Linked DNA regions of Mus musculus: all the other regions are linked to region 4. The links are chromatin loops, found by intact Hi-C in ENCODE. Cell type or tissue: heart. All regions are shown on one strand.

Region 1 (5,000 bases), 270 kb after region 4:
CGTCAAAGAAAATAGGTGACTTTAAGGAATAAAGTAAAAATAACGCATACAAGTGGATTACAAGCTGGGAAGTCAGGTTCGTGGTGTATTTGTTTGGCAAGTGGTCGAGACAGGGTTTCTCTGTGTAGCCCTGGCTGTCCTGGAACTCACTTTGTAGACCAGGTTGGCCTCCAACTCAGAAATCTGCCTTGTCTCTGCCTCCCAAGTGCTGGGATTAAAGGCGTGCACCACCACCGCTTTTTGTTTTGTTTTGTTTTTTCAAGACAGGGCTTCTCTGTGTAGCCCTGGCTCTCCTGGAACTCTATGGACCAGGGAGCCTTAAACTCAAGAGTTCCACAGACCTTCCCTTCCTCGTGCTGGGATTAAGGGGATGTGCCATCACTTCCCGGAGCAGTTTTGTTTTTCTCAGCTCAGCCACTGAGAATCATGAAGGTTTCTTTCCTCTGTTTTAAATATGGGATGTTTCTTCATTGAAATTTTGTAGTTACAGTGTGTACCAGGGAAGACAGAGCTCCCCTGCTTGTTTTCGCTGGTCGGGTTTTGTTTTCTTTTCTAACTTGTAACCTTACCAAAGAAAGCAGGCCATACCTCAGTAGAACACGGATTGTGAACCATGTAGCCAAAGACAGACTGTGCAGCACTGTTTTAAAGGGTTTTGTTTTTCTTTTTTTGTTGTCAGATTGTTAAACTATTAGGGAAGAAAATGAAATTCCAAGTGGATGTTTTCTGCCGTTCACTATTTTTTGTCCAGACTTTAGATTCTCAGGATAATTTTTTTCTTGTACTTTCTTATAAAAATATGCTTAGTTTCGTCCAGAGTTCCTCGAGGTCATTGGATACATCTGTAGAATTACGGCTGCCACAGCTGCTTCCAGAGGTGCTCTTTTTGCTTATCAGGCTCCACACTTCAATTTGCTGGTATTTCCCGTCCTTTCTTACATGGGAATTAAGCTGTCTTTGGATTGTTGAAATACTGCTTCCTAACTTCCAAGCCCAAGAATGGTGTGCTGCTACCTCCTTTGGCCACATTCCCTCCTCCACTAGGAGGGCAAACCCATGGCTAGGCTCCCCTCACTTTTAAAAACAAAAAACAAAAAAACCCAGACATATTCTATGCTGCACTGGCTGGGCTCAAATTCACATACTCCCACCCACTCCCCCAGGGTTTCTCAATGCAGCCCTGGCTGTCCTGCAACTCGCTCTGCAAACCAGCCTGTCTCTGCTTCTGCTGTTGAGCCATCACATCCGGCTTCTAACATCTCTCTTTTAAGGTTAAGGTTGAACTTAATTTAGGTCTGTTTTCCAATCCAAAATCCGAACGTCATCAGGATCACTCATCCCTCCCCACCTCCCAGCTGACATGCTTCTGTAATCTTCGAGTTCCGATTTTCACGCGTGCCTGATGATGAACTCCCACCGCCACCTCTGCAGGTAGACCGGGTCTCAGCAGTCATCAATTTGTGCGCGCGCCCCTCCGCCTAAGTATGACTAAACACCGCCGTGGACAGAAGCCATTCCCTCGACAAACAGACAGACACGTCAGATGATCATGACCACGGAAGACAGCACGGAGGCGACGTGGGACAACTTAACAGCCGGGTTGCCCTTCCTTCTCGGTGGAGCAACCCCACCCCGCCACACCGGAACTGCCTCCCCCACGCCGGGCGCGCCCACGCACGTCAGCGCCGGAGCTGCGGGAGCCGCCCCCCTCCGACGCAGGTGGCCCGCGCGACACGCGCATGCTCCCTAGGTAGGGTCACGAGCGGCTCCGGGTGCTACAATCTGTTGCGCCGCCCTCGGGGAGCCCGCAGATCCGGGTCTCGTGGCTAAGAGTGACGTGGTCTATCGAATCCAAACAGAGGGGAGGAGGCCGGCGGCCAGCAGCATCGGCAGCGACAGCGGCGTCCGGAACGCTCCCGGCCGCCACCCTCCCCGCCCGCCGCTGTTTTGGGCGGGTGAGTGTCCCGTCCCCCCCTCTCTCCCCGGCCCACCGCCCTCCTCGGCGACCCTCTTGGCGTCGCCACTTCTGTGGCCGCGCGCACCCGGGGACCGCTGCGGCGGAGCGGGCGCCTTTGGCTGGGCGCTGCACCCGGGGAGCCCGCAGCCGCTGGCCCGGCAGCCTGCAGCTGGGCTGCACAGGCACCCGCAGTCCGGGTGCTTTCACTTTTAGGGCCCCATAGGCGGCGCGGGCGTGCAGGGGGTTAGGGACAGTCACCCCGAAGGCCGGGCGGTGGCGTTTGCCTGGTGGGTTCGATGAAGTCACCCGGACGGGGCCCTTTTGTTGTGGTGTGTTGGTAGCTGCCATCCTAAAAGCCAGAGCTCTTCTTTAGCCTCCATTGTGTTGCGGATTTAAAGGATTCCCCTTTTCTGTTGGTTCAGTTCTGTTGGTTCAGTACGTGGAGCCGGGGCTGACAATGGAGCAGGTAGCAGCACCGTTATCGGAAGGAATGCAGGGCAACAGCCTGGCAATGGTTTGAGATCCGTGTCGCTGCTTAAAGCCGAAGTTTTCCGAAGTGGCTGCTTAAACGTTAGGATTTTAGCCAAGATGATACTTGCTAACTGTAGCGAGGCGGCAGGATGCTTTTAGTTGCCCCAGTTGGAAAAGCCGAGGATGCGGCCTTAGTAATGGAGTGCCCTGGGTTTACAGCTGGAGCGCCTGATGAGCTTCAGGAAGCATTTATACCTGCATGTGTGGAAGACACCCTCCCGATTTTGTGTTGTGGTGTCACTTGGCAGCTATCCGTACCAGAATTGGGAAAAACCTACAGTTTACCAAGGGTTCTAGTCTGGAAACGCTCGCTGCCCTGTGTCTGCTGTGGAGGTTAGGGGAAGCAGCTGCGTGCTCCTGCTTCAGGTGACTCCCTGCTCGCGCAGATTCCTTCAGTGTAGCCGCCCACCCTTTTGCCCTCCGCACTCAGACCAGAAAACCAAGCCTGGATGTTCCATCGTGTTTTCGAAAAGGGACATTTCCCCCTCTCCAAGATACTTATAGTGTTTCTGTGGAAAGCAGCAGGAAGGAACGAGGAAACAGATTGATTGCTGTCCATCAAATCTGGGAAGAAGTCTTAGGAATTTAGACCCCTATCTTTGAAGGGTGTGCCCTTGGGCAGTAACGGACCTCGTATCAAATCTTTTCCTCCTGTGTAGATCATGGATTTTCCCTCTTTTTTTTCTCCCATACTTGGAATCTTGATGATATAGACAAAGGAGAATTTTCTTTTTGCACTTCCCCCTTTTCAGATTTTTTTAAAAAACCCTCACCCTTTTTACTATTCTAAAACAATATTTTTTGTTTTGTGAGATGTTTTTGTAGTGATTGGAGGAGATGTTTATAGAAGTACATGAGGAGGAAAGAATGATAATCGCGTCTCTCCTCTTGCCGGAATGTTAGTTCATATCCTTCAAGATGCTTTTGCAATTGCTTTACAAAAATATGGTATCATACTACATTTGTTATTTACTTATTTATTTTATTTAATGTTAATGGGTATTTTGCCTATATGTATGTTTGTGCACCTTGTGCATTCCTGGGTGCTCAAGGAGGTGGTGGATCCTTGGGATTGAAGTTACAGAGGATTATGAGTGGCTGTGTTGCTGGGAACCAAACCCAGGTCCTCTGGAAGAGTAGTTAGTGCTGTAATCTCAGAGCCACCCCTCGCTGTGGCTTTACATACCGGTACTTTTTTGAGTTATGTATGTATGTATGTATGTATGTACGTATGTATTTGCAGCTATGGCCTATGGACCTTTTAGGGTGAAATTCCACCATGTTGGAAAAGCAGTAGTTATTAAAGCCATGGTGTGGAAAGTTTTCCCCCTATGTCTCTTGGTGATACTGTGAGATTTAGTAAAACAGACACCGAATGGCGTGTAGGCTTACTTGGCTTGTTAAACAATCCAGGCAGCAAGTGCAATGTGGAATGTTACTGAAGTTTTTTGTATCTAATGACTTCACAGGGAAGTTTAGGTTTAACCCTTAGTTATACTGTATTCCACATGCAGGCACCTGTTACCATCCCAGTCCATAAGAGTCTGGAGGAATCTATTTTGCTGCATAGCATACTTAATTACTGTATTAGCTTTGGGGTTTAGGTATGTGCCATCTATTACACATTTTTTGTTGTTTGGTTTTTAACCACTGACTCCAAAGGAGCCTATCCAGAAATGAAATGCCCTCTAAACCCCAACTTCAAAGGCTAAGTATGGTGAAGTAGCCTAAGTCTGCTAATGCCACTTTGGGCTGATGTCTCATAAGCTTCCCTAAGACCTGTAAGTCTCTTTTGTCGTTCATCATCTCCTAAGTAATTCCAGATGGCAAGTACTCTCTGTCACATGGTTTTTTTCTTTAATTTTTACAAATCTTTACAATTTATTTTTTTGTGTATGTCTATATCTAATGTGTATGTGAGTGTGTGTGCGCACATGCCAGAAAAGGGTACTGGATTCCCTAGTGCTAGATCTAAAGTAGTTACGAGTTTATGATCCACCAGGCAAGGGTACTAGGAACCAAACTGGGGTCCTCTCAACAAGAAGCAAGTGCTCTTAATGACTGAGCCATCTCTCCAGCCTTTAATTAAAAGAGATTACAGCACTCAGTGTGCACTCCTTTTCCATCCCTGGTGCTACCGCCCTTGCTAGACTACCACAGTCTCTTATGTGGTCAACTGAAGTAATTTCCTGGCCTGTCTCCAACTTTGGCTACTTACTTACGGTGCATTCCTCATATCACAGCCTAAGAGTTTCCTCAAATTTTAGTTTAAGTGCTCGCACACTCACTTGGGTGTGCTCTCTCTCTCTCTCTCTCTCTCTCTCTCTCTCTCTCTCACACACACACACACTCACACACACACACACACACACACACACACACACACACACACACACACTTACTTGATTGAAAGGCTCCCATTCAGGATAAAACCCTGGCCTGGCCTGGTGACAGAAACCTTTAATTCCCAGCACTCCTGTGAGGCAGAGGCAAGCAGGTGTCGTTAAGTTGG
Region 2 (5,000 bases), 170 kb before region 4:
AGCAATAGTAACCCAAACTGAGACATAATTGCATAAAATGATAAGAAAGAAGAAAAAGCATATCTGAAAAGTGCCTGGCACCTAGTGAACCCCCAGTAAATGCAACAAAGTGACCATCTAGAATTGAATGTAGTGGTGTGTCAGAGGGCTGGGCCCTGGTCAAAGCAGGCTGACATAGAGAATCCAAATTACTTATCAAGCAGGAGGAGGTCAAACACTGGGCAGCCCCCAGGAAGGAAACTGCTGTCACTTGCTTGAAGTCAGATAGGATTTTATCAGCCTTCCTGATAAATTTTGCCTTGTTCCAGAACATTCTAGGTTCCTTTCCCCTTTAATCAGGCCTAGTCTTCTTGACCCTGAGGTATATCCCACTGGAAGAGAGGTGTCATCCAGCTGTGTCTGTCTGCATCGAATGACTGCCATCCTTGTCACTCAGCTATCCTCTGTGTCACAGAGAGGAAAAAAGGCAGCATCTCATAGCCATAGCGACCATCCACCAATAGGTCCATGCACCAACTTTAGGAAGCACGCACAATGGCTATTATTTGCAGCCTAGCCATTTCTTAGAAGTCCAGTGGCTGGCAGGGTTGTGTTCAAGGAAGTTGGGCAACTTTGGCAGGTAAAGCTTTTCTCGCCTTGGTGAGATAGCTGTTTTGGCTACTCTGAGGAACGGAGTGGCTGAAAGGAGTTCTAAAAGGCTCCCTCCCCATGTGGTTAATCCAGGATCCTTGAGATTCCCCACTTCCTCAAGGTTGAGGAGCACATGGCGGGTACCCTCTTCATCATCTGGTTGCAGATGCTTGCTGGCTCCGTGGTCGGAGATCAAAGATCACAGCCACGACCAAGGGACATAAACAGAGATTTTTGCAATCACGAGGGTTTTATCAGTTGCACACTGTCTGTTTCAAAAGGTCTATGATAAAATAAAGAGGATGCCCTGGTCAAGGACCCCATGTCTAACCAGCTCCTGCAGGAAGGCAAGGAGAGCCTCCGGAGACATCAAGTAAAAGGATAACCAAGAACATAAATCCCTCATCTGGTCTTAAGCATCCATAGCCTTAACATTCACAAGAGAAGGAAAGCAGACAGAGCAGTCCCTCCTACCTGTAGGTGACACTCCCCCCTCCCCCCCAGTGGAACGCTGAAACACAGAGAGTTCTTCCAGAGAACCTGGTTCCCAGTCCCCACATTGGGTGGTTCACTACTGCCTGTAACCCCAGCACCAGGAAACATGATACCCTCTTCTGAAGTCTGCAGTCCACACATTCACATGCACAATACCCATGCATACACACACACACACACACACACACACACACACACACATGTATATATATATATATATATATATATATATATATATATATATATATATATATATAATGAGTAATTTATAATCAAGTACAAAAGAAAGTAACAGGCTGGGCAGTGGTGGCGCATGCCTTTAATCCCAACACTTGGGAGGCAGAGGCAGGTGAATTTCTGAGTTCGAGGCCAGCCTGGTCTACAAAGTGAGTTCCAGAACAGCCAGGGCTACACAGAGAAACCTTGTCTCAAAAAACAAAAAACAAACAAACAAAAAAAAAAAAGGAAAGAAAAAAGAAATTAACAATAATAATGGTAGTAAAATAGAACAGTTGTGACAATCCACTGCAATTAAAGTTATAAAATACAGTTTCTTTCTAGGAACAAACAGTTCTTGTCATTCTGTGACAAGGTTTCACTTTACAGCCCCCCTACCTCAGCCACCTAAGTACTGAGATTAGAGGAGTGAGCCACCAAGCCCTGATTACTGAATTGCAGTTTGTATTCACTCTTCTTCCAGCAATGTGAGAGGATACAGAGCCTAAAGATGAAATTAGCATAGCTTTAGGCTAGTGTGGGAGAGATACTTAAATGCATGTACCACGGGATGTGGGCGGTTGATCTGACAAAGAGATGGCTACTATGTATCCAGTGGGCAGGGACCATACAGAATTGATACACTGGACAAAGGAGCAATTCCCCTCCTGGGTGGCAGGCCAGCAGGAGATTTTATTATGCTACTAAGAACAGTGTCAATTTGAAATTTGTGAATTGTTTATCTCTAATTTTTTCATTCAATATGTTTTTCATCTTTTATTCATTATTGAAAAATTTACTTACATATACAACGGATATTGCCCATATCTACCCCCACATAGAAAGGTAGAACGACCCCAGTGATGTACCTGGAGTTACCACCCCTACCTTTGGCTGCCTATATTTGTATGAGCAAAAACTACATTTTTTAAACTTTTTATAAAACCAGTAATTTCAGCTTTTCATTTTCAAGTAAAATAAAATCAATCTCATACCAAAAAAAAAGTAAAACTTTTTTTGAAATTTTCTTCCAGAATTACCACGAAAGAAATAAAAAGATTTCATCCCTAAAAGCTTGATTCCTTCTTAAAGAGGAGGGCCATTGGGCACAGTGGCGCACGCCTTTAATCCCAGCACTCAGGAGGCAAAGGCGGGTGGATCTCTGTGAGTTTGAGGCTAGCCTGCATTTCACTTCCTCTGACTTTTGTTTATTGACATGGTCTCATGGTCTCACTTTAGACAAAGCTTGGCCTAGAACGCATTATGTAGCCAAGTAGCCTTGAGTTTAGCGCAATCCCTCTGCCTCAGTCTCCGAAATGCTGGGGTTATAGGCATGCACTGCTAAGCCAGACTTTACTTGCTTTGTTAAATCATTAAAACAAATGTTTACTCTTTAGAACAAACGCTCTCCAGGAAAGCTCTCTCGCTGGTTCTTTACTCCTGAGCATCTCAGCATTCTCTGCCAGTTTATAAGAACTTAGGGAGAACTGGGGGACCTTTAGGTATGCTGCAGAGAAAGTGACACTTTGAAGGCTGTAGGCCAAGCCTCAGTGGGACCACTGTGGATGGGAAAAGAAGAGGCAAGAGAGGGCCAGGAAGGGTGGTGGCACACAGGTTCTCTCTAACCTCCTCTCAAGATGCAGGAATCACCCATGACCAGCAGAGGGCAGCAGGAGATGACCGTCCAGGGTTCCTCATAGGCACATGACTTCAGGTCTCAGTATAGACTCAGGTCTCCTGGGTTTCTGTGTCCAACGTCATATTGCCCAAGACTTTGTCAAAATGGAGTCACTTCCTGAAAAAAGGAGGCTGGTTCTACTGTTTTTACGTGCTGGTCTTAGACATTCCTTCTCTCGAATCTACTTTTTGTCATAGCTACAACATGTCCAATGTTTTCTTAAAGTTCTCTTGTGCTAATCACTAAGATCTTTGAAATTTTGACTGATATTTTATTATCATTTATATATATATATATATATAGCGGATATGTACTGATAATTGATAATGTTATCGATAATTTAAAATTGATAATGATTTGTATGTGTCATTTACATGTCACTGATATGTAAATATCACTGATATGTGACCATTTATACATGCATAGAACCTCTCAGTAGAAAATCAAATTGCTTCAGCTAGTGAATTACTCTCTTAAATCCTCTTTGGCCCAGTGCAGAAGACAACATCACCATCTCCGTTTTCTAGACAGGAAAATGACATTCAAACAAGTTAGATAGATTTCAGGAGACTTTTCACAAAAGCTGGCATTGCAACTGGTTGACCTGCAGAATTACTTCGACCCAAGACAGGAGGCAGAGGGGAGCCCCCAGCCTTTCAGGTCAGAGGGAAGTGGCTCTGACTCCCACCCCTGCTAGAACAATTCCTCCCCTTCAGCTGAGCTCTCTCTGCTTCTTCCTTTTCTTCCTCTTCTGTCGCTGAAGAAGAATGTCTGTCTCCCTAAACCTGAATGCTCCCGAATGCATTCCTCATGAGTCAAGGCTGCAAATTCCAGGACAGAAATAAAAGCCGGGGGCGGGGGGGACCATCATTGAAATGCCCAGAGGGTCACAATGCACCTGTCGGAAACAACCCAGAGGGAAGCTGGCAATCTGAACTGGAGTGCGTGCTATGTGTCCAAGTGACTTCTCATCTCTAAGAATAATGGTGACAGGTGCCGGGGTAAGAGAAACCCTAAACTCTGCCACTTGCTGGCTGTGTGACCTTGGGTGAGCTGTCTCCACTCTTAACTTCCCCATCTGTGGGAGAACAGCCGTCTTGTCGCAGCAACCCATGTATCATAACAATTAATACAGGATCTATAAGCTAGTGTAAAATGTCCTTTAAAAATTATATGGGGTGGAATGGAGGCATGTGCACATGTCACAGAGGCAGGGCCATCGGATCACCTGGAACTTGAGTCACATTACAGGTGGTTCTGAGTCACCTGGTGTAGGCACTAGAAACAGAACTCATGCCCCATGCAAGAGCAGTCTGTGTCAGCCTTCATAGCCAGCCCCCCAGTGTTTTCTAAACTACTGTGAAAGCAAAAGGAACATTCATTTTAAGAATCCAGTCAACTTCGGGTAAATCACAATAGCTGGTAAATAGTGCCTTTTCTACTTGCAGATTTCACCTGAAGGTTGTTTTCTTTTTGCTTTTGTTTTTGTTTGTTTTGTTTGGTTTTGTTGATAAGGTGAAAGACTCATTCCAAAGACAAGAAGAAATGCTGAACTGCAGTATCCCTGACCCAAACTCCTATTTCAGACCCCGATTCCCCATTCGCTAACATGCGTAAGAGTTGGGGGACTACAGGAAGAAGAAGCCAGAGGGATGGATACGCTTGGTTCACATATATTCCCCTTCCTCCCAAGCATTGCTGGGTCCCAGCACTAGAGAGGAGAGGCATCAGCCACAACATTGAGGGGCTACACTCCCGCTTTCATCCACTCCATTCGGGCACTCAGGGAGACTTGCATCTTGTCATTCACTTTCTGGCCTCCATGTGATAGTACCCCATCATTTTTCTAAGCCCCCATCTACCATACAGCCATGTTATCATGAGCAACGTGGCTACCACTCTACTACCTACATTGGACGCCACAATTTGGAGTAAGAAATGGGACGTGATCAGGGAAACAAAACATCTTGAGCCACAGGTC
Region 3 (5,000 bases), 360 kb after region 4:
ATAAGGCTGGACCTGGTGGCGCAAGAGGTTCAGAGGGGGGAAAAAAAAAACAGATAAGTGCATTTAATGGTATCAAATAAAAGCTAAAATAGGAGGAGAGGATTTGGAGCAGGAAGTCTGTTAGGCATAAAAGGCGAAGGGAGAGGACTCTTGAGAAGCCACGGCCAAGCCTGACAATCCTTTACTGTCTCTCTTAATCCCCATACTTAAGCCTTCATTCAAATATTTTTTTCTTTTTCTTTTTCTTTTCTTTTTTATTGATGGCTGGAGAGACAGCCATGGTTGCTAGGAACTGAACTCTTATTTTCTTGGCTGTGAGCCTAGCCTTTTTTCCAGGGGGTGGGGGATTCTTTTTGTTTATTTGTTTTGGTTTTTCGAGACAGGGTTACTCTGTGTAGCCCTGGCTGTCCTGGAACTCACTTTGTAGACCAGGCTGGCCTCGAACTCAGAAATCCGCCTGCCTCTGCCTCTCGAGTGCTGGGATTAAAGGTGTGCGCCACCACGCCCGGCGTGAGCCTAGCCTTAACAGCTGAGCCATCTCATGAGCCCTAAAGTGTTTTCTTAACAACTCCAACTCTACCTGAATGGAAAGAAAAGGCAAAGGAACTACGGTTCTGGGGCAAAAGCATTTATCTGAGCCAAACATGCTGTACTAGGACTTTCCTCGGTGAGCAGGATGTGTTCTCAGAGTGTGGCTTAGCCTCTGGCATACCAGAGTCCTTCTCTGTTGGTTGTACTTGGTAGGCAAGTGCCTACCTCTAAGCTATAGCCATGGCTTCAGCATCTTCCTTACCCACCAATGCCTGGTACCTAACTGCCTCTCAAACCATCTGGAGGCAGAAAGAGAAGAGCGGATGAAATCCTGTTTTCACTGAACAGGTGAAGATGAAGAGGGCTAAATGCACACATTCCATGACCTAGGAAGGCTCCCTTCCCGCACATATTGCCGTTTGTGCCCATGTCCTTTCTGGTTCTGAACATGGAGGCAAGGGTGCTCCCACCGCCTGCACCTGCAGCAGGTGGACATGCAGGCAGCGGTGCTCCTACTGGCCTGCACCTGCAGCAGGTGCTCTGTTCTCAGGGCCATCGGCACTGATGACCATGGAGGAGGCATAAGCTAACAGTCTCTTTAGAATGGAGCTCCTGCTACCACTCAGGGAAATGGGGAGGGTTTTGTTTTCAGCTTCTTTACCTTTCAGTGTGGCATAGACTTGCTCGTCTGTCTCACCAAGGCCCAGCATTATCGATGTTTTGGAAACAACATCAGGCTGGACCTCCTTGGCATGTCTCAGTACACGAAGAGACTGGTCAAAATTGGCCCGGGGATCACGAACTTTCCTGGAAAACAGGGTGGCTCTCAGTGACAAAACAAGTTCAACCAACTGCACTGTTGTGCAAGCAGCTGGAAGCTCAGAAAGCACATTCTAGAAGAAGCTGCTTAGCCTTTCACAGGGTGCCTCAGACCATCAGAAACGCCAGTGTTTACATGACTATTCATAACAGTAGCAAAACCACACTGTGTGACAGCCACAAAGACTATAGTATAGCCAGTGGTCCCCACAACACGAGGGACTGTATTAAAGGGTCTCAGCATTAGGGAGGTTGAGAGCCACTGCTCTAGAGTATACGGTTCACTGAGCATATGTGTTAGTGGTACATCTGTGCACAAAGTTTATTAACATGGAAAAGAAAACCGCTCTTCCCCGGGCTTCCTGGGTCTGTCAACTCTTTAGGCCTCCCAAGTCTTGAGACAGCGAAAACCAGACTAGAAATCACTTGGTTGCCGGGCGTGGTGGCGCACGCCTTTAATCCCAGCACTTGGGAGGCAGAGACAGGAGAATGTCTGAGTTCCAGGCCAGCCTGGTCTACAAAGTGAGTTCCAGGACAGCCAGGGCTATACAGAGAAACCCTGTCTCGAAAAGAAAAAAAAAAATCACTTGGTTTATACATTGAGAAATTAGAATTCTGAAACTCAAAATTATAATGACCTCTAGCAAGAAAAGAAACCTGGCAGAAGACAAGACAAACCTCCAAGGAGGGAACATCCACTTTGAAACTTTTATGAGCATGTCTTTCCTGCAGGTTGGCCTGCCCTCTACTGGCAAGTAATAGCACTGCAGGCTCAGAGGAAAAGCATTCTGGGATTTTCACTGGCTGGATAAGGTTTCTAAGTGAAACCAGGGAGACTGGCACCCACTGCTGGCGATATGGCCACAGGGTTGGAACAGGCTGGGTGCTACCCTTCAACAGTGGCCAAAGCACTATGGCTTAAATGAGAAGAAAGGCAACGGGCTGGCAGAAACTCAGGTAAGATCAGCACTTGGCTGAATTCTAATGCAGCCTTGTGTGCTGGATTTTTGTTTGTTTGTTTTAATTTAAATAAAAGGCAGAGGTTTGAAGAGATGGGTCAGTAGTTCAGAAAACTGGCTGCTATTCCAGAGGATTCAGGTTCAAGTTCCAGTACCACAAGGGGCTAACAACTAGTCCCAGGGGACTGACATCATCCTCTGGCCTCTGGCTTCCAGAGGCTCTGCATGTGCACAATACACAGGCAACACACCCATATACAAGGAAAAAGCCAACAACCAATAAGCTGTCTTTGACTTGTACATAGATGTCTGTGTCCTTGCACACATGCACACATTCACACATACAAATGCAAGTTAAAACACAGCAATTTAAAAATGTTATAAAACTGACAGTATAGAAAACTGATACTTTCTGAGACAGTAATGCTATCCATGTTGTTGGCCTTGAACTTGCAACCCTCTCCCCTCAACCTCATGACTTGTACATGGGTGTACATGTGTGCTGGGCTAGGATGGCAGCGGGGTGCACTTAGCAAGATACCGTGTGTGTGTGTGTGTGTGTGTGTGTGTGTGTGTGTGTGTGTGTGTGTATGCGCGCGTGCATGTGTGCAAACACTCACAATGGTACCTGTGGACACCAAGGACAGCTTTGCTGAAATTAGTTCTCTTCCACCACGTGGGCTCCAGGGATTGAACTCATGTCATCTGGCTCACCAACACACAGCTCACCCACTGAGTCCTTTAGTCAGCCCAGAATCATTTCTGACAAAATATTTCTCCTCTGGATTAACGCTGTGCTCTGGAATGCTTACAATCCAGGAGTAATGTGCTTGGTACCATTCACTGTAACTTCTTGTAGATTTGAGACACAGAACAGTGAAGAGTAGCTAATTAAATCACAGCCAAATCCACAATAAAGTTAAAGGAAAATATTAATCTGTCTGCAGCTAAAATACTCTTAATTTTTCTGAAATCTGAATATACTCTTTATGTAGAATAACAGTTCTTCATAATTCCTAACAACTAAGATTAATAGGAAGACTAGAGCATACTAGTGTTTTGTGTGCATGTATGTGGGGGGGGTGATTGTTTTGGGGTTTGTTTTGAGACAGGCATGTATGTAGCTGTCTGGCCTTGAATTGTAGGATAGGCTGGCCTTAAACTCAAGAAACCCACCTGCTTCTGCCTCCTGTGTGCTGGGATTAAAGGCGTACAGTATCACTCTGGGCTTTTTTTTAAAGAAAAGGTATATATAGCCCAGGCTGGTTCCCAAACTTTTGATCTCCTGCCTCAGTCTTCTAAGCTCTGGGATAATAGGGCAGTGTCACCGACAGCTACCCTGTCTACTTTTTAGAAGATTTAACACAGTGATTTTTCTGTTATATCATTTTCCATTTCATAAGTATTCTGTGGGGGAAAAACACAATTCAATGCACGTGCAGTGATGCTGCCTTCAGAGATGCCCGGAACTCTGCACAAGCACGTGTGCTCTTAGTTCCTGAGCAATCTCTCTAGCCCTTGGCCACTCACTCTTGGCAGCATTCCTGATTTTCTACTAATTTGTGAAGCAAGAACTGAATGAAAGGAGCAGAAGAAGCGGGGACAGGAAGGAGCAGCTGTGAGGTGGGAGGTCACAGCACTGGGACCCACTGACGGGCAGTCACCTCTGTAACTCGGGGACAGTCTCCACATTGTGTGCATACACATCTAATCCAGACAGAGCCACCTTCTCCACTGCTCTCAGATCACCTCGGAAGTCTGGGGTGAGGCATTCCACGAGGATTTTTGGATTCCTAGGAGGAAAGGTAAGCATTAAACTGAGGACAAGAGCTGGCAGGTCTGTCACCCACACAGACCGTCACCATTGGCTGCAGTACTTCCGCAACCCTTGGACCTTGTAAGGAAGGCTCGGACACAGAAAGGCCCTAGGTGAGCCACTCCATGAAAACCCTCAGAAGAGTGCAGTGTATGCACACCATGACCAGGATGTCTACCTGCAGACACAACAGTAGAAACTGACCTTTAATCCCAATTGGAGCAGATGATTAAAAAACAAAATCACTTAAAGGAACCAAAATATAAAACATAATTACTATCCTTATTATTTTCCTGTTTGGAAAGCAGATTGGGATGTCTCTTCTGTGGTCACAATGCCACCTTCTTCAACTTTGCTCTCCTCAGTAATTCATCAGACACCGTCCCCCTCACCGCCCCTAGGCAAACCTCACCACGCTCTCAGCTTTAAAAGCTGTTTCTGAGTTTGCTGAATCATGAGTTTTATTTTTTGTTTTTTCAATGAATTACCAACCAAACATTAATCTTCTGGTTTCCATGGTGGCTGTGTTTATCCAGTGAAGCTCTGTACTATGAACTAGGTCACGGAGCTGTTTGCAAACCCAAAGGCAGCGTGCAGCTGCTCCCTGAGAATATAGGAAAGACTACACGTCTCCTTGGGAACGGAAGATGCTCAAAGATCACAGTGTGTGACTCTGAAACTGACTTTTTCAAAATCCCACATGACATGCATTAGTGGCTTGTGAAAGAAATTTTATGAACTGAAAAATACAAAATATATTTTTGAACCGTAACAAAACAAACAAACAAACAAAACCCCTGGGGTATAAGTGGAAAACTATGTGTTATCTCACTAGACCCTACACTAGCACCAGGTTCCAGAAACGATTTAGCTCC
Region 4 (5,000 bases):
GAATGCTAAGTCCTTAAGACAGGCTGGGCATCAGTAAGTGTGTGATTTGATTACCATAAAGATGAATAAAAATAATGTATTAATCTGCAAGGGGGAGTATAAGAAAACTTCAATCTCAACTCCTACATAAACTACTCTAAAGGGAACTTAAGAGATATATGTTGAGACTCACTGCTCAGCCTGACAGTTGGCTCTGCCTCAAACTTACATGATTCTACATAGGAAAAGCTAAAGGGAAGGCCGAGAAGATAGGCAGGCACTTACTTTCTAAAATTCTAGCTGATTAATAAACAGTTCTGCCGGGCATGATGGCGCACGCCTTTAATCCCAGCACTCGGGAGGCAGAGGCTGGGGGATTTCTGAGTTCGAGGCCAGCCTGGTCTACAGAGTGAGTTCTAGGAGAGCAGGGCTACATAGAGAAACCCTGTCTCGAAAAACCAAAAATAAATAAATAAATAAAAAGTAAACGGTTCTGCTGGGTATAGTTAATCATACCTTTAAAACACTTGAGAAGCAGGAGCAGGTGGATATTTGAGTTGAGGCCAACCAGGAATATATATGGAGAACATACCTCAAAAAAATAAAAAATAAAAATAAAAAAGTTTCCTCTGCATATCAAAAGACTCAGAGAAACAGGATTAAATCATGGCATTTTAAAAGAAAAATTTCTTTTTTAAAACACACCTACGTTGATAGGAGTTAGCCTCTAATTGTGTATAAGATAAATGCCTTTACCATGACTTAAGCCGGTTTTCCTATTACGTTCAGTACTGCCACTTGACAGCGACTAAAGCCAACAGGTGAACAGAAAGCTCTGAGAGTACAGTACACTGATCTGCAGGAAACAGGGGTCTGTTACTGCTTTCCAGGTTGAGTTTGTTGTTGCTGCTGCTGCTGCTGTTTTGGTTTGTTTTCCTCATTAACTAAATCGCTGTCTCTCTGCAGAAGAGCAGCAGCCATTTCTTTCTAATTCTTCCCAATACCTCCACCATGTAGCACACACACACCCCCATCTCCGCAGAACATTTAAATAATACGTTGGCATAGTAACTGAAAATTGACTGACCTTTAACCAAAACAAAACAAAACAAAAATCGGCTGAAAGAAAACTGAACCACACTTATCAACACACAAAAACGCATTGTTATGTTTCGTAAAAATTATTTTTGTGAAAACTGAACCACTGGAGTTCGAACGAGTTGCATCTGAGAGCTAATTTGAAGGCCAACCGTAGAAGTGATTTTTTTTTTTAAGGAAAGAAAAGGCGAATGGTGCTATCGAAGGGTACTGTATTAAAAAGAAATAAATTAACTGGGGGCGGAGAGGCAGCTGCAAATCAGTCATTGTTTTCTGAAAGGCCAGGTTATCTCCGGGATTTTTTTTCCCCCCCTCGGAGGCTCAACCAATCCCCACCTTTTCTGAGTTAACCAGTCTCCAGGCAAGCCGCGCTTCTTGATTGGCTCGGAGACACCGAGTAGAAAAAGCAGCCAATCCTTCGCAAGCCAGACCTGTGCTATGGAGACGTTACAACCACTGCATGGCAAGAGTGTGTACAAACCTGTCGGTACAGCAAGGCCACCTCCCACTCCTAAAGACATGTGCGGAAGGATTCCCTAAAGCCAGCGGGCCCTGCCTCCGATCTGGCTGGCATCGAGTTAAAAAAAAAATTCTTCCCGCTCTCTTTTTGGGGCAGGAATAAAGAAAGTGTTGTAACCAAAAGCGCGAGCGGGATAAACTGCCCCGCGGTCTGACTCCGTCTCTCGAAGCCCGGTTTTCGGAGAGCGAGAGGGAAAGTTACGGATGGGAAGGGGTGAGGGTCGCGGGCGCACCCGCCCGGAGGGAGGCCAGCCTGCCGGTGTGGAGTGAGCTTGCGAGCGAGCGTGCGTGCGTGTGGTTTGGAAGTGAGTAAATAAACAGCTCTACGGGCACTACCAGCCCGGGCAGGCGGCCCAAGTTCCCACAAGGCTCGGCCTGGGAAAACGGCGGGGCGCTCGCAGGGGCGCGAGGTCAAGTCGGGGCGGGAAGGCACCCGGAGAATCCGGGGGCGGGAGGGGTGTGTCGGGGCCTGGAGGCCCGCCAGGCGCTGGAGGAGCTGCCGGGGAAGCTGCCGCGGCGCCCGCCTTCGCTCGGCCTCGGGCCCCGCGCCAGGGCCCGCCTCCCGCGACGCCTCACTCCCCTTCCGCCCGCCCGCCCGCCCGGCCCGTGCCTGCCCGGGGTTGCCGCGTCTCTCGCTCGCCGCCCGCCTCGGGCCCTCCTCCTCTGGGACTCCGCGCTCCCGGGATCCCCTCCCGCTCTTTTCCTCCCCGAGTCCCGCCGCCCGCCTCGCCAACCTCCGCCTTTACCTGCTGCGGGAGCGGGGCGTCGAAGCCCCCGGGCCGTGTCGTCGAGTAAGCGCCGCGGGTCCGCAACCCTTTCCCGCCGCCGCCAGCCACTACGCTCTCCGGCGCGGCGCGGCGCGGCGCGGGGCTGGCGAGCAGCTGTGTCCGCGGGGCGGGGGTGGGGGAGACGCAGCGAGCGTGCGGAGCGAGGACACACTGCCGCTCTCCGTCCGACCGGGGAAGAGCAGCCGCGCAGGAGCCCGCCGCGAGAGGGCGGGTGGGCGGCCGCGTGGGGAGGGGTCTCGCGGCCGCCGCAATGGCTGCCACGTAGCCAGGTGGATCTCCGCCCCCGCCCCGGGGCCGCGACCTCTGCTGCTCCGCACACCCCCCACCCACCCACCCCGGGCTCTCCAGGATGCGTCGGCCCGCGCCCGCCACGGCGCCGGCCCGGAGACCCGAGCCCACCGGTGCTGGCGCCTCGCTGGCTCCGTTACGAGAAGTGAGTCCCGGGCCTGGCGGGAGGCGCAGCCCGGGACCCGCGGGGCCCCCCGAGGCTCTCCCGGAAGCTTGCGGCCCGCCGCTGTCCCCCGAGGGCTCCGGGGAAAGGCAGGCGCTGGGACCCCCCCTACTGCTGCCCGTGTAAGCGCCCCGGTGAGCCGCGGCCGGGTCTAACCCTCACCTCTCTCCCGAGCCCGAAAAGCAAAACAAGGTCGTTCTGGCCCTGGGCAGCGAGGGAGGAACTAGGAGCTGGGGCGGGCGGGACTGCAGCTGCGAGGTCGGCGGGGCGAGGCGATGGGCCCCGCGCTGTCCCCCACGGGGGCCCGCTCACTCGGGGCGGACGGGCGGCGGCGCCCCGCGGGAACAAAGGGCCCCGCGGCCCCAGCAACCGGGACGGAGGCTGCCGGGATCCAGCCCGCGCCGCCAACGTGCGGTCGGAACCCGCTGGCCTGAGCCCAAAAGAGCTGCGGCCTTTGCCAGTGTGGAGCTGGAGTTTTCAGGTGCCAAGAAAAAGCAACAGTGTTCCCTTTCCCTGTTAACGATCCTGGATGATTAGCCCGTCCCCTAAGCCCGCTCCATGTTTTTCCTTGTTGGACTCTGACTTCCTTGCTTAATTTGTTCTGTCCTGACATGAAACGATCAGAGTACAAAAGTGTGTGTCTCTCTCTAGCCTTCTGATTAATGATGCTACTGGTCGTTTCGGAGTTTTTAGTTTTGTTCTTTTTGTTTTTGTGTCTGTTTTCTCCTGGACTTTCCTCTCTCTTTGCAATTACTTTGTATTTTTCACTGCCCCCCCCCCCCGTAGTAAAATAACCTCTTGATATTCATCCACATCAGAGAGACAGATTATCTGTCAATTGTTATGGCAATTATTTAAACTGAATGTAGATTTGGAAAGAATACAAGTGAAAAAAATCCCTTTAGATCTGGCTTGAACATTCTCACACTCAATGAGCAAATGGTCTAGTGGGGTTTTTTCTAGAAACTGGTGTATTTAAGCAAAGAAACTAGTGTACTTAAGCAAATAAATGTTCTAATGAAATCTCCCACACAGAAAAGAATATGAATGGATGTGTTTTTTATTTTCTTTGTCTTTTTAGAGATCTCTTGAGTTTCAGTGTTTAAAAATATATACTATACAAACATCTTTATTAAGGCTTATTCTAAATATGGTAAACAAAAGAAATTTAATAGTCTACAATCCCGAGCGTAAGTAGCTACTGCTGAGAACCTAACATTAATCTGTTTCTAAGCAGCTATTAGGAGCCTAATAACTGTAATATATGCCACTTTTGAAATGAAAGAAACTTAGTAATTATAGACTTCAAACAAACCTAGCAAATTTATATTAATTTTGTTCATCTGAAATATGTTCAACGTGATAATAAAAACTTGTATTTAAGTTCTTGAATTTCTTTTGAACATCTGTTAAGGATTTATCACATCTTAAGTCCAAATAATAAAAGGGGGGAATTCTTAAACATTAGAAAATATATTTCAAGGGACAGCACCACCCAATCTGAATTACTTTTGCTTACTATGTCAAAAGAAAAGTATCAAACCCATAAAATTCTCACAGATGTAAAGAACAAAGCCATCTTTACCAGTGTGCACAATGCCAGGCTTGCTTTATGAATACTTCCAAGGACTCCTCTTTCCTTATTGGCTCACATTCTAAGCCAATAGGAAAAGTACAACACATCTTTCAAAGGAGGAGACAGCATTGGAATAAATGGATTGTTTATCACATTCATTCTCTCTCCAGCTTAGGTCCTGTAGTTTCAAAGGAGACATGTAAGAGTCTGAATTACTGAGTCTCCAGACAGGGGTGCTACTTCTCAGGGGTGCAACTCCACCTCTGCAGTCTTCCAGTTGACTAGAGTATAATTGGTTATAATTAATTGTGTGAAAGTAGTATTTAAAATACCAGATGAATATGTAGAATGGCAAAATGCTACCAGCTAATACTTTTAATAATGAGGTGACTACTCAAATTTTAGTTAAAAAACTGGCCCTTAAAGGAACTAGAGATTTGTAAATGTTTTCAGAACATTTGGAACATATTTATTGTATAAATTATAAAGCTGTTTGTTTATATTTGCATTTGGAGCCTAAGTATGATTTCATTGCCACAAAAAGTAATGTATGGCACCTTTATTTCCCTCTGCTTAATTCTAGATTTTA
Region 5 (5,000 bases), 370 kb after region 4:
ATAATGAGATCCAATGCCCTCTTCTGGTTTGTCTGAAGACAGAGATAGTGTACTCATATACATAAAAATAAATAAATAAATAAATCTTTTTAAAAAAAGGAAATCCAAAACATTCATGATTAAATGATATTAAATGATATCTGGTTAAGAAATACAGATGTGGCCGGGCTTGGTGGCGCATGCCTTTAATCCCAACACTTGGGAGGCAGAGGCAGGTGGATCTCTGAGTTCGAGGCCAGCCTGGTCTACAGAGTGAGTTCCAGGACAGCCAGGGCTACACAGAGAAACCCTGCCTCGAAAAACCAAAACCCAAACAATAAACAAACAAACAAAAAGAAATACAGATGTGGAAAAAGAAAGGATACACTCAAGTAAGTGTTAAGAGGACTGGAGGGGGTGGGACCAAGAGGGAACAGATAATTTTATAATTTAAGGGGTCAGCAAGATGGCTAGTGGGGAAAAGCACTTGCCAAGCAAATGACCTGAGTTTGATTCCCAGACCCCATGTAAAGGCAGGAAGAACAGACTCCACCAAGCTGTTCTCTGACCTCCACACATCTCCACATGTACACAAGCATCATCATCGCCATCATCATCATCAACAACAACAGAATTTCAACTTAAAGTCAAGTGTGTTGATGCATGCCTGTAATCCTAGCACCTGAGAAGTTGAGGCAAGAAGATCGTGAGTTCAAGGTCAGCCTGGGTACCACAGTGCGACTCAGTCTCAGAATTTAAATGGGAGATAGCTTAGTGTTTAAGAGTTCTTTCAGAAGACCCACGTTCAGCTCCCAGCACCCACGCCAGGTAAGCCTATACATGCACCTGCACTTACACAAAATTAAGAATAATTCAGCTGGGTGGTGGTGGCGCACACCTTTAATCCTAGCACTTGGTAGGCAGAAGCAGGCAGATCTCTGAATATAAGGCTAGCCTGGTCTACAGAGTGAGTTCCAGGCCACCCAGGGCTAGTAAAGAAATCCTGTTTCAAACAAAGTAGAAATAAAATGAAATAATGGGATCGCAAGGTAGAGTTTGTGGAGAGGCCAAAGTTCTAGCCTCTAACCAGAGGTATCAGTCGTCTGCTGTTATTGTTTCTTTACAAGTTACTCATAGTTTGTAAAGATTCCTCACAACTCTAATCAACAAGAAATGATTTTTAAAAGTTTTGTTTTGGTTTTTTTGGTGTTTTTTTTTTTTTGTTTTGTTTTTTGTTTTTTTGAGACAGGGTTCCTCCGTGTAGCCCTGACTATCCTGAAACTCACTCTGTAGACCAAGCTAGCCTCAAGCTCAAGAAATCCGCCTGCCTCTGCCTCCCGAGTACTGGGATTAAGGGTGTGTGCCACCACTACCCAGCTGAGAATATACTTGTTTTTAAATGACATTTTTATTTATTTTATGGGTACGGGTATGTATGTGTGTGAGCACGCCAGGACATCAGAGAATGGCATATGGGAGACAGTTTTCTCCTTCACCGGTGGGTCCTGTGGGTGACTCGGGTGACCGGGCTTGATGGCACGTGACTTTACCCATCGAGCCATCTGGCCGAGCCTGAAAATATATTCAACTGAAAGATGAACATGCAGATCTGCATGGAGTTACGAGGGAAGTACCACTTGTTAAACAGATGAGACAGAAAAAAAAATACACAAAGCAAATAAGTACGAAAAATATTTCCAAACGTTAATGCAAACATATACCCTAAGGCGCCAAAGAGTTCGACATCAGATACTAATATGTGGAAGAACCAATAACAGATTAATTCAGAGAGAGTGAAGTCACAACGAGTGTCAAGACGGCCAGGTTCTCTCTTTGTGAATTTATAAACATTTCATAAATGTGGTAAGAGTCTCACTGGATGTTCACAGTACACGTTCGTAGGAGGAGGGCATCGACATCTCTGTACCATGCCTGAACTAAGCGGTAGAGACCAGGTTGCCTTACCATGATCGTGGCTGTGGCTGTGGCATATTCCCCACCTCCCCAACACTCTCCAATGTTGGGGCACCGGGCTTCCTCACACACCTGTGAAAGGGGGAAACGATACATCAGGTTGAAAGGACCCATCTACCAATAATGAAGTACTAGGTATTTTAAATGTTCTTGTTTTTTCTTCTTAAGATTACTTTTATTAGGGCTGGATAGATGGCTCAGTGGTTAAGAGCACCGACTGCTCTTCTGAAGGTCCTGAGTTCAAATCCCAGCAACCACATGGTGGCTCAATGAGGTCTAATACCCTCTTCTGGAGTGTCTGAAGACAGCTACAGTGTACTCACATATAATAAATAAATAAATCCTTAAAAAAAAGATTACTTTTATTAGCTGGGTGGTGGTGGTGCATGATTTTAGTGCCAACACTTGGGAGGCAGAAGCAGGCAGATATGTAGGAGGCCAACCTGATCTACATAGTGAGTTCCAGGACAACCAGGGCTATGCAAAGAAACTCTGCCTTGAAAAACAAAAACAAAAACAAAAAAACAAAAAAAGACAGAGAGAGAAAGAAAAAGATTATTTTTATTCTAATTTTCTGTGTATAGGTTTCTTGACTGTGTGTATATCTATGAACCACATGCATGCCTTGTGTCAAAACAGGAGAGAATGCTAGATCCCCTGAAACTAGAGTTGGTTTCACTCTATAACTAGAGATGGCTATGAGCTACCGCATGCGCGCTGGGAATCAAACCTAGCGTCTCTGGAAGAGCAGCCCTGTGCTTTTTTTTTTTTTTTTAAAGATTTGTTTATTATTATATTTAAGTACACTGTAGCTGTCTCCCGATGCACCAGAAGAGGGCGTCATATCTCATTACGGATGGTTATGAGGCACCATGTGGTTGCTGGGATTTGAACTCAGGACTTGTCAGTGCTCTTAACCACTGAGCCATCTCTCCAGCCCCAGCCATGTGCTCTTAACCACTGCCATTATCCACTGCCTATGTCTCCAAAGAGTGCAAAAGAAATGTAACCACTGTTTTTCTTGTAGGAAAATTCGACTTGGTTTTACACACACTAGGACACCACTGGGATACACTCCCGGCCCCTACACGTCTATGTACGCTTTTATTACTGTTGATAACACTTCACTTTTCATCCTCATCTGCTTTCCTTGCTAAACTTTATATTCTCATCAATCATTTCTTTTTGGTCTCATCTGGCACCACCCATTTTAAAATCCAAGCACCCAGGAAGTTAGGGCAGGAGAATCACAAGATTGAGGACAAACAGACCTATACAGTTTGTCCCAGACCAGCCTATGCTACCTCATGAGACTATATTTAAAAAAAAAAAATCCTTTACAAATATAGAGAAACAGTATAGGCATTGGGTAAAACGAAGAGGAAATACACTGGCCACTTACTGTGTGGAGACTTAAATTCCGCAATGTATTTTTCAGTTTATTGTAGTTTTTACCCATGGGTATCTTTGTCTTTAGCCATGGAGGTAGTCTTAGCCTAGGGAAAGCCAGAGAGAGCGGTCCATTACCAACCAGTGGAAAGCACGCACCTTGCTCTAGCAGTTTCCCAGCATAGCCTTTTCTGTGTTTCTGAACTAACTCAACTCCATCATAGTGATTAGAACAAAGACGCAAATTCAGGTCTGCTTAAGATGCTTTAGGAAACCCTGATACCGGAGTCTAAGGGGTGTGATGCTTATACCGACCCTCAAACGTACATTGCTATCCTGTTCTAACTAAAGGACGGATTCGGGTTTGAGCATACTCTTCCCTATGAATGCTACAAATTACTATAGTAAACTCAGGGCAAGCAAGGAACCCAACTGCACACCATTTATCCTGCATTCTAAATTCTAGTCATTAATAAAGGCAGACCGTTTGCTGGTTTCAGTGGTTCACATCTGTGATGCTGTAGGAGGAACAGGAGTTCAAGGTCAAATCTAACTACACAGTGATTTCAAGGCTAGCCCAGACTATATAGATGAAACCCTGATTTAAAAGAAACCAAGAAATGAAAACAACAACAACAACAACAACAAAAAAGACAGGCCTACCCTTTGGAAAGCAAGCTATATCTTTGATTTTCCTTGACTATCCACTTCTGATCTAGAAGCTGTTTGATAAGCATTTTTGAAGACTACGCTGTACACCAGTCTTCTGTTATTATTTGTTTACTGTGTTGCTAGGAATCTGGCATCCAGAGCCTTCTGCCTGCCAGGCAACCTTACGTCATTAAAAAACAATTAAGATAAAGGAATCATAGGCTACATGCAAACAAGTTTGAGCCGGATGTGGAGGTGCACACCTTTAATCCCAGCACCTGGGAGGCAGAGGCAGGCGGATCTCAGTTCTGAGTTTGAGGCCAGTCTGGCCTACATAGAGAGTTCCAGGTTAGCCAAGAACAAATAGTGAGTCCCCATCTCAAACAAACAAACAAAAGAGTAAGTTAGATGATCAATACCCATTAACAATTAAAACTATATGAAGGCATAAATCAATAAAGTAAGCCAGGTGGTGGTTGTGCACACTTTTAATTGCAGCACTCAGGAGGAAGAGGAAAATGGATCTCTGAGTTTGAGGCCAGCTTGGTCTACAGAGAGAAGTCTAGGGCAGTTAGGGCTACATAGGGAAACCATCTCCAAAAACCCAAATAAATAAAATAACTATCAAGAGAAAAACCTATACTTTCTCAATTAGATGCTAGATATAAAATGGGATATGGCAGCATAAAATGGTCATTTTGGAAAGGATGAAGAAATGGCCAAAGGGTACAGAAAAACCTACAAGGCTTGATTAAAAAAGAAAAAAAAAAAAAAAAAAAAAAAAAAAAAAGCACAATGCCAGGCAGTGCATCTTTAATCCCAGCACTTGGGAGGCAGAGGCAGGTGGATTTCTGAGTTCGAGGCCAGCCTGGTCTACAGAGTGAGTTCCAGGACAGCCAGGGCTACACAGAGAAACCCTGTCTCAAAAAATCAAAACCAAAACAAACAAACAAACAAACAAAACCAAACAATGCACAAAGTCAAAGTGGAATCTAATGTTCAATTAC

The links. Hi-C counts contacts between places; a loop is a spot of excess contacts. Peaks named below come from ENCODE experiments on the same cell type or tissue, not always from the same donor. Only the 100,000 strongest peaks of a DNase experiment are listed, where the experiment ranks them.
Region 1: a loop joins it to region 4, with 2.6 times the contacts of the local background. A loop is called at or near these places in 4 of 42 quality-filtered maps.
Region 2: it touches region 4 in a loop (7-fold over the local background); 15 of 42 quality-filtered maps call a loop at or near these places.
Region 3: a loop joins it to region 4, with 3 times the contacts of the local background. A loop is called at or near these places in 3 of 42 quality-filtered maps.
Region 5: it touches region 4 in a loop (4-fold over the local background); 3 of 42 quality-filtered maps call a loop at or near these places.

The regions. Positions count from the first base shown.
Region 1 is chr5:65,489,691-65,494,690 of GRCm38, reverse strand. It overlaps Smim14 (small integral membrane protein 14), which reads left to right and starts at 1,808. Exons shown (of 5, transcript NM_133697.4): 1 at 1,808-1,955. In heart, a CTCF peak has its summit at 2,180; DNase peaks (open chromatin) are centred at 1,790, 2,160, 2,570 and 4,680; H3K4me3 peaks cover 2,497 bases; H3K27ac peaks cover 2,527 bases.
Region 2 is chr5:65,936,225-65,941,224 of GRCm38, reverse strand. It overlaps a transcript of Chrna9 not described here. Among named protein-coding and RNA genes, the nearest start is that of 4930480C01Rik, 13 kb to the left of the region's middle. In heart, a CTCF peak has its summit at 2,996 (motif pointing right); a DNase peak (open chromatin) is centred at 3,014; H3K27ac peaks cover 626 bases.
Region 3 is chr5:65,398,949-65,403,948 of GRCm38, reverse strand. It overlaps Lias (lipoic acid synthetase), which reads right to left. Exons shown (of 11, transcript NM_024471.5): 7 at 3,974-4,102; 8 at 1,193-1,338. Among named protein-coding and RNA genes, the nearest start is that of Lias, 10 kb to the right of the region's middle. In heart, a CTCF peak has its summit at 2,112 (motif pointing left); a DNase peak (open chromatin) is centred at 2,088.
Region 4 is chr5:65,761,588-65,766,587 of GRCm38, reverse strand. N4bp2 (NEDD4 binding protein 2) reads right to left here and starts at 3,067. Exons shown (of 20, transcript NM_001024917.1): 1 at 2,998-3,067. In heart, a CTCF peak has its summit at 2,568; DNase peaks (open chromatin) are centred at 1,477, 2,087 and 2,967; H3K4me3 peaks cover 4,086 bases; H3K27ac peaks cover 3,856 bases.
Region 5 is chr5:65,392,390-65,397,389 of GRCm38, reverse strand. Lias (lipoic acid synthetase) reads right to left here. Exons shown (of 11, transcript NM_024471.5): 3 at 3,356-3,449; 4 at 1,945-2,025. Among named protein-coding and RNA genes, the nearest start is that of Lias, 3.4 kb to the right of the region's middle. In heart, a CTCF peak has its summit at 2,781 (motif pointing right); no DNase peak of the experiment used is centred here; H3K4me3 peaks cover 31 bases.